Linked DNA regions of Homo sapiens: region 1 is linked to region 2. A link is an interaction called in ENCODE POLR2A ChIA-PET data of the cell type or tissue named here. Cell type or tissue: HepG2. All regions are shown on one strand. Each heading gives the region's core, and the rest is flanking DNA. Links, peaks and the distances in the headings are about the cores only.

What was found. ChIA-PET counts read pairs that join two places held together with the same protein. Peaks named below come from ENCODE experiments on the same cell type or tissue, not always from the same donor. Only the 100,000 strongest peaks of a DNase experiment are listed, where the experiment ranks them.
Region 1: POLR2A ChIA-PET joins it to region 2 with 6 read pairs; 2 of 35 experiments call an interaction of 5 or more read pairs at or near these places.

What each region holds. Positions count from the first base shown.
Region 1 is chr22:43,096,562-43,103,792 of GRCh38, forward strand. No RefSeq gene overlaps it. Among named protein-coding and RNA genes, the nearest start is that of BIK, 11 kb to the right of the region's middle. RefSeq lists an enhancer at 4,702-4,996. In HepG2, for the core only: no CTCF peak of the experiment used is centred there; a DNase peak (open chromatin) is centred at 3,830.
Region 2 is chr22:42,807,728-42,814,958 of GRCh38, forward strand. ARFGAP3 (ARF GTPase activating protein 3) reads right to left here. Exons shown (of 16, transcript NM_014570.5): 12 at 3,086-3,217; 13 at 1,040-1,163. Among named protein-coding and RNA genes, the nearest start is that of ARFGAP3, 46 kb to the right of the region's middle. In HepG2, for the core only: no CTCF peak of the experiment used is centred there; no DNase peak of the experiment used is centred there.

The DNA of each region.
Region 1 (7,231 bases), core at 800-5,799, 290 kb after region 2:
AGTCTCCTTCGCTCAGTGTGCTCTCGTGGCTGAGCAGCTATTGAGCAGCGCCCTTTCTGCAGAAAGTAAAGCGCACCTTGCCGAGAGATCATTTGTTTCTGTGTTAATTTTTTTTGTGTGTGACACCAAAAACTTCATTCCCAACACATGTGAGTGACTGTGTGTGTATGTGTGTGTTCACCCCACCCACAGCAGGACCCAAGGTTGGTGGGGAGGGTTGGGACAAGGGGCTTGAAGCTGGAAGGGACTAGAGCTCCTCCCCAACCCCCTGCTAAGCAGCACCCAGCACAGACAGCAGAGGCCCCAGCTGAGGAAGATGGGGCTGATCTTCCCGGGAGCTGGGTCCTGCACGCTCTCCCACGGCCCAGTGAGACGCAGAAACGGATCCTTTGTCCGACTTCCTCCAGATTGCCTGGGGTTGGACCCCTGCAAGCCAGGAGGAGCCAGCGGCTTCCAGAGGGGATCTGAGTCCAGGTCTGGAGGCCTCTGTGTTTGGTGCTCTTTCTTTTGTATCAGCTGGATGGTGGAGGAGGAAGGCAGAGGTGTGTGGGTGAGGGGTTGTGGATAGCGGAGCCTGGGAGGTGGGGTGCAGGTAAGGGAGGCTCAGGGAGCCCAGGCAGCACAGAGCCCGTCTTACGGGGCTGACCAGTCACCGGTCTGCTGCTCTCACCTGCCTGGAGAGGCTCTACTCTGTACCCCAGAGACCTACATGGGCCTGGCCTTGAAACATGACCAGTAAGGCCTGTGAAGGATGGAGGGAAGAACTGCACCCTATAACGAGCAGGCAGCTAGGACCCCCAGACTCCTCTCAGGCCTGGGTCCTCCTGGGATGCAGCAAGACTGCCTCAGAAGAGATCTGAGCTGGGCGCGGTGGCTCACGCCTGTAATCCCAGCACTTTGGGAGGCCGAGGCAGGGAGATCACCTGAGGTTGGGAGGTCAAGACTAGCCGGACCAACATGGAGAAACTTCATCTCTGCTAAAAATAGCTGGGCGTGGTGGCACATGCCTGTAGTCCCAGCTACTCGGGAGGCTGAGGCAGGAGAATCACTTGAACTCGGGAGGTGGAGGTTGCGGTGAACCGAGATTGCACCATTGTACTCCAGCCTGGGCAACAAGAGCGAAACTCCGTCTCAATAAATAAATAAATAAAAAGGCCAGGCGCGGTGGCTCACGCCTGTAATCCCAGCACTTTGGGAGGCCGAGGCGGGCGGATCACGAGGTCAGGAGATCGAGACCATCCTGGCTAACATGGTGAAACCCCATCTCTACTAAAAATACAAAAAATTAGCAGGCGTGGTAGTGGGCGCCTGTAGTCCCAGCTACTTGGGAGGCTGAGGCAGGAGAATGGCGAGAACCCAGGAGGCGGAGCTTGCAGTGAGCTGAGATCGTGCCACTGCACTCCAGCCTGGGTGACAGAGCGAGACTCCATCTAAAAAAATAATAATAATAAAAAAAATAAATAAAAGAAGAAGAAGAAGAGAGCTGAACCTCTGATCCTCTTCACTGGACCTAAGCTCGGCCCTCCAGGTCCCTGGGCCTTGGTTTCTCCATCAGGAAGGAGCCATGCACCCCACCTTGCAATGCTGTTGAGGAGGCAGAATTGAAGACAGCAAACTGTGCCAGGAATGTGGGTCTTGACTTCAGTGAGCCCTCCTTGCTCCCTCCGTCAGGCGCACTGCACACCTCACCCCCAGACAGCGCCGGAGGCAGTACTCACAGCTGAGGGAGCCAGGGAAGGGCAATGGGGCAACAGGAAGGCAGGGTGGTGTTGGCGAGAGATGGCGGAAGAGTTCCTGCTGGGCTTATGTAGTCCCAACATTTTTGGAGGCTGAAGCAGGACGATTGCTTAAGCCCAGTAGTTGGAGGCTGCAATGAGCTATAATGGCACCACTGCTCTCCAGCCTGAGCCACAGAGTGAGACTCTGTCTCAAAAAAAAGAAAAAAAAAGTTTCTGTCAATCATTTAAGCTCCCAGCCCCAACAGGAAAGGCAGGAAAATGAGAACTAAGGTCTGGTTTACATCAGGACGTCCACTTGACCCCACAGCAGTCCCTTTTAGGTTTTCCCTGTTTAGCACAGAAGGAACCTGAGGCTCACAGACATGTAGAGGCTGGCCCAGGCCCAGAGCTTGTCTGGGGCCAACACAGTCCTGGCCCGGACCCTGTAGAATATCTGCCTGGTCCAGCTGGGCACGGTGTCTTATGCCTGTAATCCCAGCACTTTGGGAGGCCGAGGTGAGTGGATCACGAGGTCAGGAGATCAAGACCATTCTGGCCAACATGGTGAAACCCCGTCTCTACTAAAAATACAAAAATTAGCTGGGCATGGTGGTGCGTGCCTGTAATCCCAGCTACTCAGGAGGCTGAGGCAACAAGAGCGAAACTCCGTCTCAAAAAAAAGAAAAAAAAAGAAAGAAAGAAATTGAAACTTGGACACACCTGAGTTCAAACTGGGGTTGTGCAGGAGGGCTGACCCTGGCTGAAGTCAGCTTCCGCGTCTGTGAAATGGGCTCATGCTACACACTTCACCAGGTTAGAGAGAAGCAGAAAAATAACACTAACCCTGCAAATGCTTCACAGGCAGCTGAGACAAGGGCTTCCACCCACCTCCAGGTTCCAGGTTCCCACTGGGGCCTCCTGTCTGGAATTCTCTAGCCCCTGCAGTTCCCGGCCTTACCCCCTGCAGCCAACTTGGCTGGTAGCTCCCTTCCTTCCGAGGCAAAGAGCCAGGCTAGCTTTTGCTGCTACATGTCAACACTCAGACTTTGTCTTCCTCACCTTGGCTCGCTCACAGGAGTCCTTCTATCTAGAATGTCCTAAATGAAATACATATCTGGGTCATTTTTTTTTTTTTTTTGAGACAGGGCCTCACTCTGCTGCCCAGGCTGGAGTGCAGTGGCGCAGTCTTGGCTCACTGCAGCCTCCACCTCCCAGGTTCAAGTGATTCTCCTGCCTCAGCCTCCCGAGTAGCTGGGAATACAGGCGCCCACCACCATGCCCGGCTAATTTTTGTATTTTTAGTGGAGATGGCGTTTTGCCATGTTGGCCAGGCTGGTCTTTTTTTTTTTTTTTTTTTTTTTGAGACGCATTTTCACTCTGTTGCCCAGGCTGGAGTACAGTGGTGCCATCTCGGCTCACTGCAACCTCCACCTCTTGGGTTCAAGTGATTCTCGTGTCTCAGCCTCCAGAGAAGCTGGGATTACAAGCATGCGCCACCCTGCCTGGCTAATTTTTGTATTTTTAGTGAAGAGAGGGTTTAACCATGTTGGCCAGGCTGGTCTCGAACTCCTGACCTCAAGTGATCCGCCTGCTTTGGCCTCCCAAAGTGCTGGGATTACACGTGTGACCTACCATGCCCGGCCCAACCATGCACTTTTTTTTTTTTTTGAGACAGAGTCTCACTCTTGTCACCCAGGCTGGAGCGCAATGGTGCAATCTCGGCTCAGTGCAACCTCCGCCTCCCAGGTTCAAGTGATTCTCCAGCCTCAGCCTCCTGAGTAGCTGGAACTAGAGGCGCATGACACCATGCCCAGCTGATTTTTGTATTTTTAGTAGAGATGGGGTTTCACCATGTTGGCCAGGATGGTCTTGATCTTCTGATCTTGTGATCCACCCGCCTCGGCCTCCCAAAATGCTGGGATTACAGGCATGAGCCACGGTGCCCGGCCCTGCCCCACATTTTAAATGTTTTGAGGTATTCACCAGACTGCCCTCCTAAGAGGGTGTGTCCGTGTGTATTTCCAGCACAGGCTGACAAGACGGCCAGGCTCCTGCCTATCTGACAGGCCATCAAAGGATGAAATACTGAGAGCATTGTTGCTGCTTTTCTTTGCATCTCTTTCATGATTCGTGGGGACATGGTAACATAAACTTCCTGGGGCAAAAGAGATATGACTATTACAGAACTTCAAAAGAAATGGTTACTCACGAGAGGGGAAAATCCCAGCATGCTGTATCTCCTGAGTCTTCCTCATTCTTCGAGGCAGGAGAAGGAAAGTTGGAGAGAGTGGTGAAACCAGGAGACCTGTGGGCCTGGAATGAGAAATTGGGTCCTCCCATGGCCCACAAGACCTCAGGGCATCATTTTGCCTGTCTGGCCTCAGTTTCCTCTCCTGTAAAGTGGCAACAGCAGAAATTGTCTCTTAAGGTTGTTGTGGAGATGAAAAGGGATGGAAAAATCCACTCATTTGTGCAACAGACATCTACTGAGGGTCCGCTTTTTGGGGTGCAGAGGAGCAAAAATGTACACCCGTGTTGGGGCTGATAGACCAGGGGAAGGTTGGCTAGAAGAGATTCTTCCCAGCCAGGCACAGTGGCTCAGGCCTGTCATCCCAGCACTTTGAGAGGCTGAGGCGGGTAGATCACCTGAGGTCAGGAGTTCGAGACCAGCCTGGCCAACATGGTGAAATCCCGTCGCTACTAAAAATACAAAAATATTAGCCAGGCATGGTGGCGGGCGCCTGTAATCCCAGCTACTTGGGAGGCTAAGGCAGGAGAATGACTTGAACCCAGGAGGCAGAGGTTGCGGTGAGCCAAGATCGCACCATTGCACTCCAGCCTGGGCAACAAGAGGGAAACTCTGTCTCCAAAAAAAAAAAGGAGATGAAGAGGTCTTTCCCAGAGTGCCCTGAGAGCAGAGGTGTGGGTGGCGGCCACTGCCAATTCCATGGCCACCCCATCCTCGTTGAGGGTGCAGGTTGAACCCCAGGAGCTGCCAGAGCTGCTATTGTTTTGAAAATATCTGCTATCACTCTGATAAGCTCAGTTGTCAGAAGGGATGTTATTTCTGGGCGAAAGGAGGTTCCGCAGGACTGGAGGTCCTTCCTGCTTACACCACATGGGCCTAGCCCCTCCCATCAGACCCGGCTTGGGTGATAATCTGGGGCCTTGAGCCTGCTCCTGGCAGGGACAGCAGTGGCCATCACTGTAGGACGTCTCCGGACTGCTGCCCAAGGCCTCCGCAATGCTGCAGGAGCTGAGATCACCTCTTTTCTGACCCTGGATTCCTGGAATTGTCTCACAGAATGGAGGCCTGTTCTCCATCCTCCTGACAGGCCACAGTAGATTATGTTGGTCACACTAGCCATTTGGATATCTGGCCCAAACGTGTGTCTGTTACATGGCTGTGGCACTGAGCTGAGAGGCCTGGCGGGTTGAGCCTCCATAATTTGCTCTGAAATGCACTGGTCCTGTTTTCAGTTACATTATTCTTGTCACCTGCAAAGCTGGCCTCTCAGATCTCACCATGGCCTTGGCCTACCAAGCACCCTGGCAGCTGTGAATCCAGATCTGGATTAAAATCCTTGATGTTGACTATTTCAAGTTTGATCCACTGGGCTTTGCTTTGATTTTATTGTTTAGTATTGAGTTTTAATTGATATACCCAAAAGTGCACAGATCCTAAGCATTCAGTTCAATGTATGTTTGCATACATATGTACCCCTGCAGCCACCATCTGTGTTACCCCAGAAGCTTCCATCATGCCCCTTCCCAGCCAATACCCATCCCCACCCTGGAGAGGGAGTCACCGATCTCACATCTAATGCCGTAGATTAGTTGTGCCTAGTTATGCCTAGTTATGAACGTCATAGAAATGGAATTACAGCATGCTTTATTTTGTGTCCAGCTTCTTTTTTTTTTTTTTTTCGAGATGGCGTTTCGCTCTTGTTGTCCAGGCTGGAGTGCAGTGGCACGATCTTGGCTTACTGCAACCTCCACCTCCCTGGTTCAAGCAATTCTCCTGCCTCAGCCTCCCGAGTAGCTGGGATTACAGGCGTGCACCACCACACCCGGCTAATTTTTGTGTCTTTAGTGGAGACAGGGTTGGCCAGGCTAGTTTCAAATTCCTGGCCTCAGGTGATCCACCTGCCTTGGACTCCCGAAGTGTTAGTATTACAGGCGTGAGCCACCGCACCTGGCCTCGTGTCTGGCTTCTTTCATTCAACATAATGTCTGTAAAAAAAAGTTAAAGCCGGGCGCTCACGCCTGTAATCCCAGCACTTTGGGAGGCCGAGGCGGGCGGATCACAAGGTCAGGAGATCGAGACCATCCTGGCTAACACAGTGAAACCTCCTCTCTACTAAACATACAAAAAATTAGCCAGGCATGGTGGCACACGCCTGTAGTCCCAGCTACTTGGAAGGCTGAGGCAGGAGAATGGCTTAAACCCAGGAGGTGGAAGTTGCAGTGAGCCGAGAATGCGTCACTGCACTCCAGCCTGGGAGACAAAGTGAGACTCTGTCTCAAAAAAAAAAGAAAATATATATATATACACATATATATATACACACATATACATATATATACACATATATACATATATACACATATATACACATATACATATATACACATATACACATATATACATATATACATATATACACATATACACATATATACATATATACATATATACACATATACACATATATACATATATACACATATATACATATATACATACATACACACATATATATACATATAGAGAGAGAGAGAGAGAGAGAGACTGAGAGAGAGAGAGGGCTGGGCACGATGGCTCATGCCTATAAACTGAGCACTTTGCAAGGCTGAAGCAGGTGGATCACTTGACGTCAAGATTTAAGACCAGCCTGGCCAACATGGTGAAACCCTGTCTCAATAAAAAATATAAAAACTATCCAGGTGTGGTGGTGGGTGCCTGTAATCCCAGCTTCTCAGGAGGCTGAGGAAGGAGAGTCGCTCAAAGTGGGGAGGCAGAGGTTACATTGAGCCGAGATCACGCCACTGCACTCCAGCCTGGGTGACAGAGCGAGACTCTGTCTCAAAAAAAAAAAAAAAAAAAAAAAAAAAAGAGAGAGAGAGAAGCTGTGAAGCCTCAGCAGAAGCTGTTCTTTTGTGTTCGTTTGCTTTTGAGCTGGAGTCTCACCCTGTCACCCAGGCTGGAGTGCAGTGGCACGATCCTGGCTCACTGCAGCCTCCACCTCCTGGGTTCAAGCAATTCTTCTGCCTTAGCCTCCCAAATAGCTGGGACTACAGGCACATGCTGCCATGCCTGGCTAATTTTTTGTATTTTTAGTAGAGATGGGGTTTCACCACGTAGCCCAGGCTGGTGTCAAACTCCTGAGGTCAGGTGATCTGCCCGCCTCAGCCTCTCAAAGTGTTGGGATTACAGGCGTGAGCCACTGCACCCGGCCCAGAAGTTGTTCTTAACTGTTGTTCAAGGAGAAGCCTATCGGGGGGAAGAACCA
Region 2 (7,231 bases), core at 687-5,686:
AAACCTCCCCACTTCCACTTGAGTCTTACAGCTTAGCAAGACTTCACTATGATGAGTTCATTAACATTTCTTTCTTTTTTTTTTTTTTGAGACAGAGTCTCACTCTGCTTCTGGGTTCGAGCGATTCTCTGCCTCAGCCTCCCAAGTAGCTGGACTAGAAGCGCGTACCACCATACCGAGCTAATTTTTGTATTTTTTGTAGAGACGGAGTTTCATCATGTTGGCCAGGCTGGTCTCGAACTCCTGGCCTCAAGTGATCCACCTGCCTCAGCCTCCCAAAGTGCTAGGATTATAGGTGTGAGCCACAGTGCCTGGCCAAGTTCATTAACATTTCTGAGAAAAGCCAACAACCTGAAAATAAATATATGCACTCCTCAGAAACATATCTGGCTGGGCGTGGTGGCTCACGCCTGTAATACCAGCACTTTGGGAGGCCGAGGCAGCCAGATCACCTGAGGTCAGGAGTTCAAGACCAGCCTAGCCAATATGGTGAAACCTCATCTCTACTAAAAATACAAAAATTAGCCAGGTGTAGTGGTGCACGGCCGTATTCCCAGCTACTTGGGAGGCTGAGGCAGGAAAATCGCTTAAACTTGGGAGGCGGAGGTTGCAGTAAGCTGAAATCATGCCACTGCACTCCAGCCTGGGTGACAGAAGGAGGCTCCGTCTCAAAAAAAAAAAAAGAAACATATCTATGTGCTTCATTTCACTATGTTTAAAAGTTATTAAGTAAATTACAGCTGCACCAACAATTGAAATATATTCAAAAGATACTGGATAATGGCTATTCAAAACACCAAGAGAGGAATAAGACAACTGTGAGATAAGTCCTTGTCTTGTAAACATTCCTCTTGCTGAGGTAGCAAGCACATGATCAGTTATACAGACCTGGGTTCAAGTCCTGACTCCAGCACTTTCAGGCCAGAGGGCATCTGGCAGCCTGAGCCCAGCTCACTCAGGATCTCCTCCCCGACAATGCCCACACCCACACTTCCTTCCTGCATTATGGGGCACCCAAAGAAACTCTCTGGACCCTTACATCAGCCTGGGATTGTCTTCCAAAATACATATCTGATGAAATGGCCTTGACATTGCCAAACTTCTTCTGGGCCTCATCTGTATTTTCAACTGGCTCATAATCTGGCTTGCGGCGAGCAGTAGGTCTGCAATTAAAAACAGCCAAATTAGGTTAAACTAATTTGAGGTGAAGCAAATGTGTTTCATACTCATTTTATTTTTTAAAATGCCAACAGCAGTAAATTTTGTAAAAGGATTTTAGGCTGTTTTTAAAAGCCTGAAAATTCTAATTAAAAAAAAAAGAATAAATACCCAAACGATACAAAATTTGAAGGAATTTCTGTTTAAAACGGGGTCTGTTATTTCACATTTCAGTTCAAATATGTTATATCACATTTCAGATCAACTGGGTAAACACTGAATACATTGTTTGGAATGTCCATAGGACACTGCTCTCTCTACATTGTATAGGTTATAAAATGTCCCAGTTACCTGGGACAATTTCAAGTCACACCTGTTGTCCCAACATATTAGTAGTACCCCCTTGCACTCTCAGAAGTCCTCTGGTTGGAAAATAAATTCATTCATAATCACCAAAAACTGGAGACAGCCCTTCAGCAGGTGAATGGATAAACTTGGCAAGTAAGAGGAATGAATACAAGAATGAATGAGTCTTCCCCAAGTGTACTAAGACAAGTTAAACCAGAGTAGGAAGGCCAATTGCTACATGACTCCATTTATATGATATCTGGGAAAGGCAAAATTGTAAGGCCAGAAAACAGACCTGGGGTGACCAGGGGCCAGGGGCAGGGGAGGGGGGACTACAAAGGGCATGGGGAAAATTTGGGGGTGATGGGAACTGTTCTGTTTCTTGGTTTTGGTGGTAATTACATGAATGTATGTGCTTGTCAGAACTGTAAGTTTAAAAAGATGAATTTTACTATATGTAAATAATACCTTAAAATTGGGGGAAAAAAGGCCGGGTGCGGTGGCTCACGCCTGTAATCCCAGCACTGTGGGAGGCCAAGACGGGTGGATCATGAGGTCAGGAGATCGAGACCATCCTTGCTAACATGGTGAAACCCCGTCTCTATTAAAAATACAAAAGAATTAGCCAGGCGTGGTGGCGGGCGCCTGTAGTCCCAGCTACTCGGGAGGCTGAGGCAGGAGAATGGTGTGAACCCAGGAGGCGGAGCTTGCAGTGAGCTGAGATTGCACCACTGCACTCCAGCCTGGGTGACAGAGCAAGACTCCATCTTAAAAAAAAAAAAAAAAAAAAAAAAATTGGGGAAAAAGGTGAAACCTTCCTGACCTAGGCCACCCCTGACCCATGGATCAGAATCTTCAGGGAAGAGGACTCCACACACACATTTCTTTCAAGGTCCACAGAGGATTCTGATGTGCACTTCCTATTTAGAATCAGTAATTTAAAATCAAAACAGGCTGGGCACGGTGGCTCACACCTGTAATCCCAGCAGTTTGGGAGGCCGAGGCAGGCGGATCATTTGAGGTCAGGAGTTTGAGACCAGCCTGGCTGGTGAGGCAACCGTCTCTACTAAAAGTACAAAAATTAGCCTGGCATGATGGTGTGCACCGGTAGTCTCAGCTACTCGGGAGGCTGAGGCAGGAGAATCGCTTGAACCTGGGAGACGGAGGCTGCAGTAAGCTGAGATTGCACCACTGCACTCCAGCCTGGGCAACAGAGTGAGACTCTGTCTCAAAAATAAAACAAAACAAAACAAAAAAACAAAATCAAAACAATATTCCTGAAATAGTAGAACAAAATCATTTACTAGTCTTACAAAAGGTTTCAAAAGGTTTTCCTTTTTGAGGGGGACTTACTCTGTTGACCAGGCTAGAGTACACTGGCGTGATCATAGCTCACTGCAGCCTTGTACTCCTGGGCTCAAGTGATCCTTTGACCTCGGCCTCTTAAAGTGCTGGGATTATGGGAATGAGCCGCCGTGCCCAGCCCCTTACAAGGGTTTTCATGTCATCATGTTATCAGCAATTTTTTCCCAGAAATGCATGGATTCACTACTACAACCCCACAGTTTTGCATTCATACCTGTCTGAATAGCCTGTGGTTTTCAGAACTGTTTCAGTATCTTTGCTGGTCTCTTTTTTCCAATAGGAATCTGAACTGTCATCCCAGCTAGAGAAAGAACTGCTCCTTAACTCCACTGGCTCGTCAAAGTAACTGTAGGAGCAAGAGTACAACAGTGACTTTGGAGGTCCTTGTTGACACTCGTCCTGGGCTCTCTCACTTCCACAGATGTGGGGGATGCCTCCTTGAAGTTAATGGCAGTCACATAACTAGGTCTAGCCAATGAGACAGGAGCAGACACGAGGTGTGTCATTTCCAAGGCCTTTCAAGTACCTGTGTTCAACCTTGCCCAGTCCTCTCTTCCCAAGCTACATGGAAGAGATTGTGTTCCAGGTGCTACAGTCTCAGGTAGGTGAAACCTCCATCAGTCTGGACAATCAAGATGACACATGGAGGACAGGTACTCTAGAGAACCACCTGAACCCTTAGCTGACTTTATGTGAAAAAGAAATCAATTGTCATTGTGTTCAGCCCTTGAGATCTGGGGGATGTTTATAACCTTAGTATAACTTGGCCTATCCAGACAACACAGGGCATCTTTAAATGTTATCTACCACAGGTTACACATTTCACTGTCTTTAGGTCTCATTCCGCCTGGTTAGGCAATCACAAATAACACTGCTGGGCCTAGAGAACTGACTCCATACAAGGAGCTTCTTGTTGGCAATCCCTTCCGTGTTAAGCACATTCAATGAAAATGATGTAAATGATGCTCATTAACCTCCTCCTGGAGTTGGATACAAAGCTATGGATCATGATCACTGGACCATTCTGGGGATAGTCTTTCAGCCTGGAGCCTGCAGTAAACTTGATCTGATTTGCAAGCATCCCAGGAGAGCCTGGCCTTCAGATCAGTTTACACTTTAATTAGCCAATTGTCACTGAGCAGGGCATTGCTCAGAGAGCAGCACTCAGTGTTGGCTTTTGGTCCTGTGTGATTAGAGAAAAATCTTTGACCAAGAGCAGCAAGGTCTGCCTGGAACAGGAGAGACTGACAGGCGAGGTGGATGTGCCAAAACCTTGAGAAAAAGTGACCATCAACCAGCCAGGCACGGTGGCTCACACCTGTAATCCCAGCACTTTGGGAGGCCAAGGCAGGTGGATTGCTTGAGCCTGGGAGTTCCAGACCAGCCTGGGCAACATGGCAAAGCCCCATCTCTACAAAAAATGCAAAATAAAAAATAAATAAACAAATAAAATAACCGTTTCCTGACCATCTCCGGGGATTAAAAGAAAAAATTAATGGGGCATGGTGGCACGCCTATAGTCCCAGCTACTTGGGAGGCTCACCTAAGCCTGGGAGGCCGAGACTGCAGTGAGCCATGATCATGCCACTACACTCCAGCCTGGGTGACAGAGTGGGATACTGTCTCAAAAAAAAAAAAAAAAAAAAAAAGGGACTGTGCCATGCCAGAATTCACGATAGCTTAGGATGGAAAAGCAGTCTGGCCAGATATACACACCTCATTAAGGCAGTCCAAGAAGTTCAGAGGAGAGAGGCAGATCCCAGGGAGGTCTTAGGAAAGGAAGGGTGACAGAAGAGAATGCAGAGGCCTTAACAGACATCATCCAGGTTTTCTCCAGAGAGTAAGGACAGGAAGCACACTGGAAATAAGATGAGCACCAAGCTCCGTGCTATAAGGAGTTGCACAGAAGATGCAGATCATAGGAGGTCAGAGGGGCCAGTAACCAAAGGCCAATATAAGAGGGAAGCAAGAACCCATAAGAGCAAAGAGGCCAGGGACCTCGGTGAGCTAAGATCTGGGTGGGGGAAATGCTAAGAACACATTTACTCTTTCTTGGCAGAAAACAAAACGAAACAAAAAAGGGACAGAGGATAAACTGCTGTTGGAGCAGATGGTATGATATTACATCCTTAATAGACAGAAAGTAGAATTTCTAAATGTGGCTTCTGCCTTCTCTGGCAAGAAGGTCATTAAGAACAAATCTCATGACACTAGCATCTACTCCTTAGGAAGGAAAACGTGGTGTTCAAAGTGTATCTGGATTTCAGCTAGAAACCGACCAGGCTCTCCCTATGGCGGATGAGTGGATCTGTACTGCACCCAGGCTCTGCCTGGAGGAAGAGAGATGACCGATCCCCTTTCAGAGAAGAGAGATCAGGACACTGAAGGAACCGGAAGTTACATCGGAGGAAGGTTCAAAAGATGTGGGATGTGTGCTGGCCTGCAAGGTGATATTCACATGTTTGAGGGACTTATTTTAAGGCACCATGAAAGAACTAAGATCAATTCAGTGAGGAATTTTAAAACTACTTAATAAGCACCTACGAGGAGTCAGGCACTCTGCTAGGGGAAGACAAAGGGCAAGAAGACACATTCAGCTCCTGCCCTCATGAGGCTTGGGAACTGACTTATGGAAGGGAGGCTGACTTGAATGCAGAAGCCTCAGAAGCTGCATTAATGAAAGGCAGAGTTTCTCACGGAGCTGACCTGGGACCAAATGGCTGCCTTGAGGAGAAGGAAGGGTGTAGTAGAGGCTGGACTGCCCTGGAGTGGGAAGAGGGGGGTCAGCACTGGACTGGTGCAGGGTGAGGGTGGGGTGGAACTTCCAGGTTCTTCATGACTCTGTGATACTAAATTTTGTAGATTTAGCAACACTCTAAGGAAATAACATTCTTCATTCTTATAAGCCAATGTACTTATCCTGAAATGTAGAGGAATCAGATTACTTTTAAGTGACTGAACTATTCAGAAGTCAAAGAAGAGAGACAGCCATCGGCTTGGGTCCCCCTGACCAGCATGAGCCTGTGAGGCAGCAGTCCATGCGTGGGCTGGCTGGCGGCTTCTCTGTCTTCCAGTCATCCACGAGAGGCTCTCTGTGCTCATGCTAAGCAGGAGCAACTCAGTAGGAGGACTGGCAACTCACTAAGAGGACCGACAGACCACCAGCCAGGACTCCAGCTGACCTTTGGAAGGATGGGGTGAGTGGGACGACTAACGGCCACTAGTCCCTGCTCAGAAACACACAGACTTTCCTTCCTCATCTCCAAACCTTTATTGGCTTTCTAATGTTTTGATTGTATAGCTCTCAATGCTTTTTTACTTTTATTTTTCCCCTCCCACTCTGTCTTTACCCAATCTTGAAAACATTCCTTAAAATCCCTTGATAAGAGCACCCTAATATCACATTTGCTCTGATTTAGAGCTATAGACAGTTGTCTATTCTAATTAAGGCCATGCTGGCTTTATAAGGCTGAGCAAATTGTTCTAGTTTCATTATCTTGTACTCAATATATAATTATACTGTTTATATCCTAGAAATAATGGAACTCAATAATAAAAAAAAACAAGGACAGGTTTTATCTTATTTTTAACAGAAACAGAACTCTTTCATAATTCATAATGTTCAAGTTCTAATGGGCTAATGAATAATTTGAAAGCAATAAGAGCTCTTCATCGAACTAATATATTTGCTTTCAGAGTCCATGTTTATTTTACCTCAGTTGCCAAAGTACCTAATAGTATCCTCATTCTACTAGTGGTGGTCACCATGCCAAGGAGGACTAGAGAAGGCATTTATGTTCCTATTAGACAATCTGCAGGTCGTGATAAACAATACACCAAGGTCTCTCTGGAAAGAGTCCAGGAGGTGTGGTCTATATAAATATGCCATCTGCTCCCAGGTTTCAAACCATAAGTAACAGTTTCATAGCAACAGTGGCTTCTGGGTCTAACTCTTTTGATTAAGCCTTTGAAGAAGGGGAAGTCTGAAAGATCCCTGAAGCCTTTACAAGGCAGAAAGGCCCCACAGGGGCCTGTCAGTGACCTGGAGCCAGTGAGGGTCTCTGAAGTTCCCATTAGGCAACCTCACTTAGAGCTTTCTTACCAACCCGGCTACCAAGCAACAGTACTGATTTAACTGAAACTTTCTCTTTTTTTTGAGAGAGGGTCTTGCTCTGTTGCCCAGGCTGGAGTGCAGTGGTGCAATCTAATCTCACTGTAACCTCTGCCTCCCAGGCTCAAGTGATCCTCCACCTCAGCCTCCCAAGCAGCTGGGACTACAGGCATGTCCACCATGCTAGGCTAATATTTTTGAAATTTTTTGTAAAGATGAGGTCTCACTATATTTCCCAGTCTGGTCCTG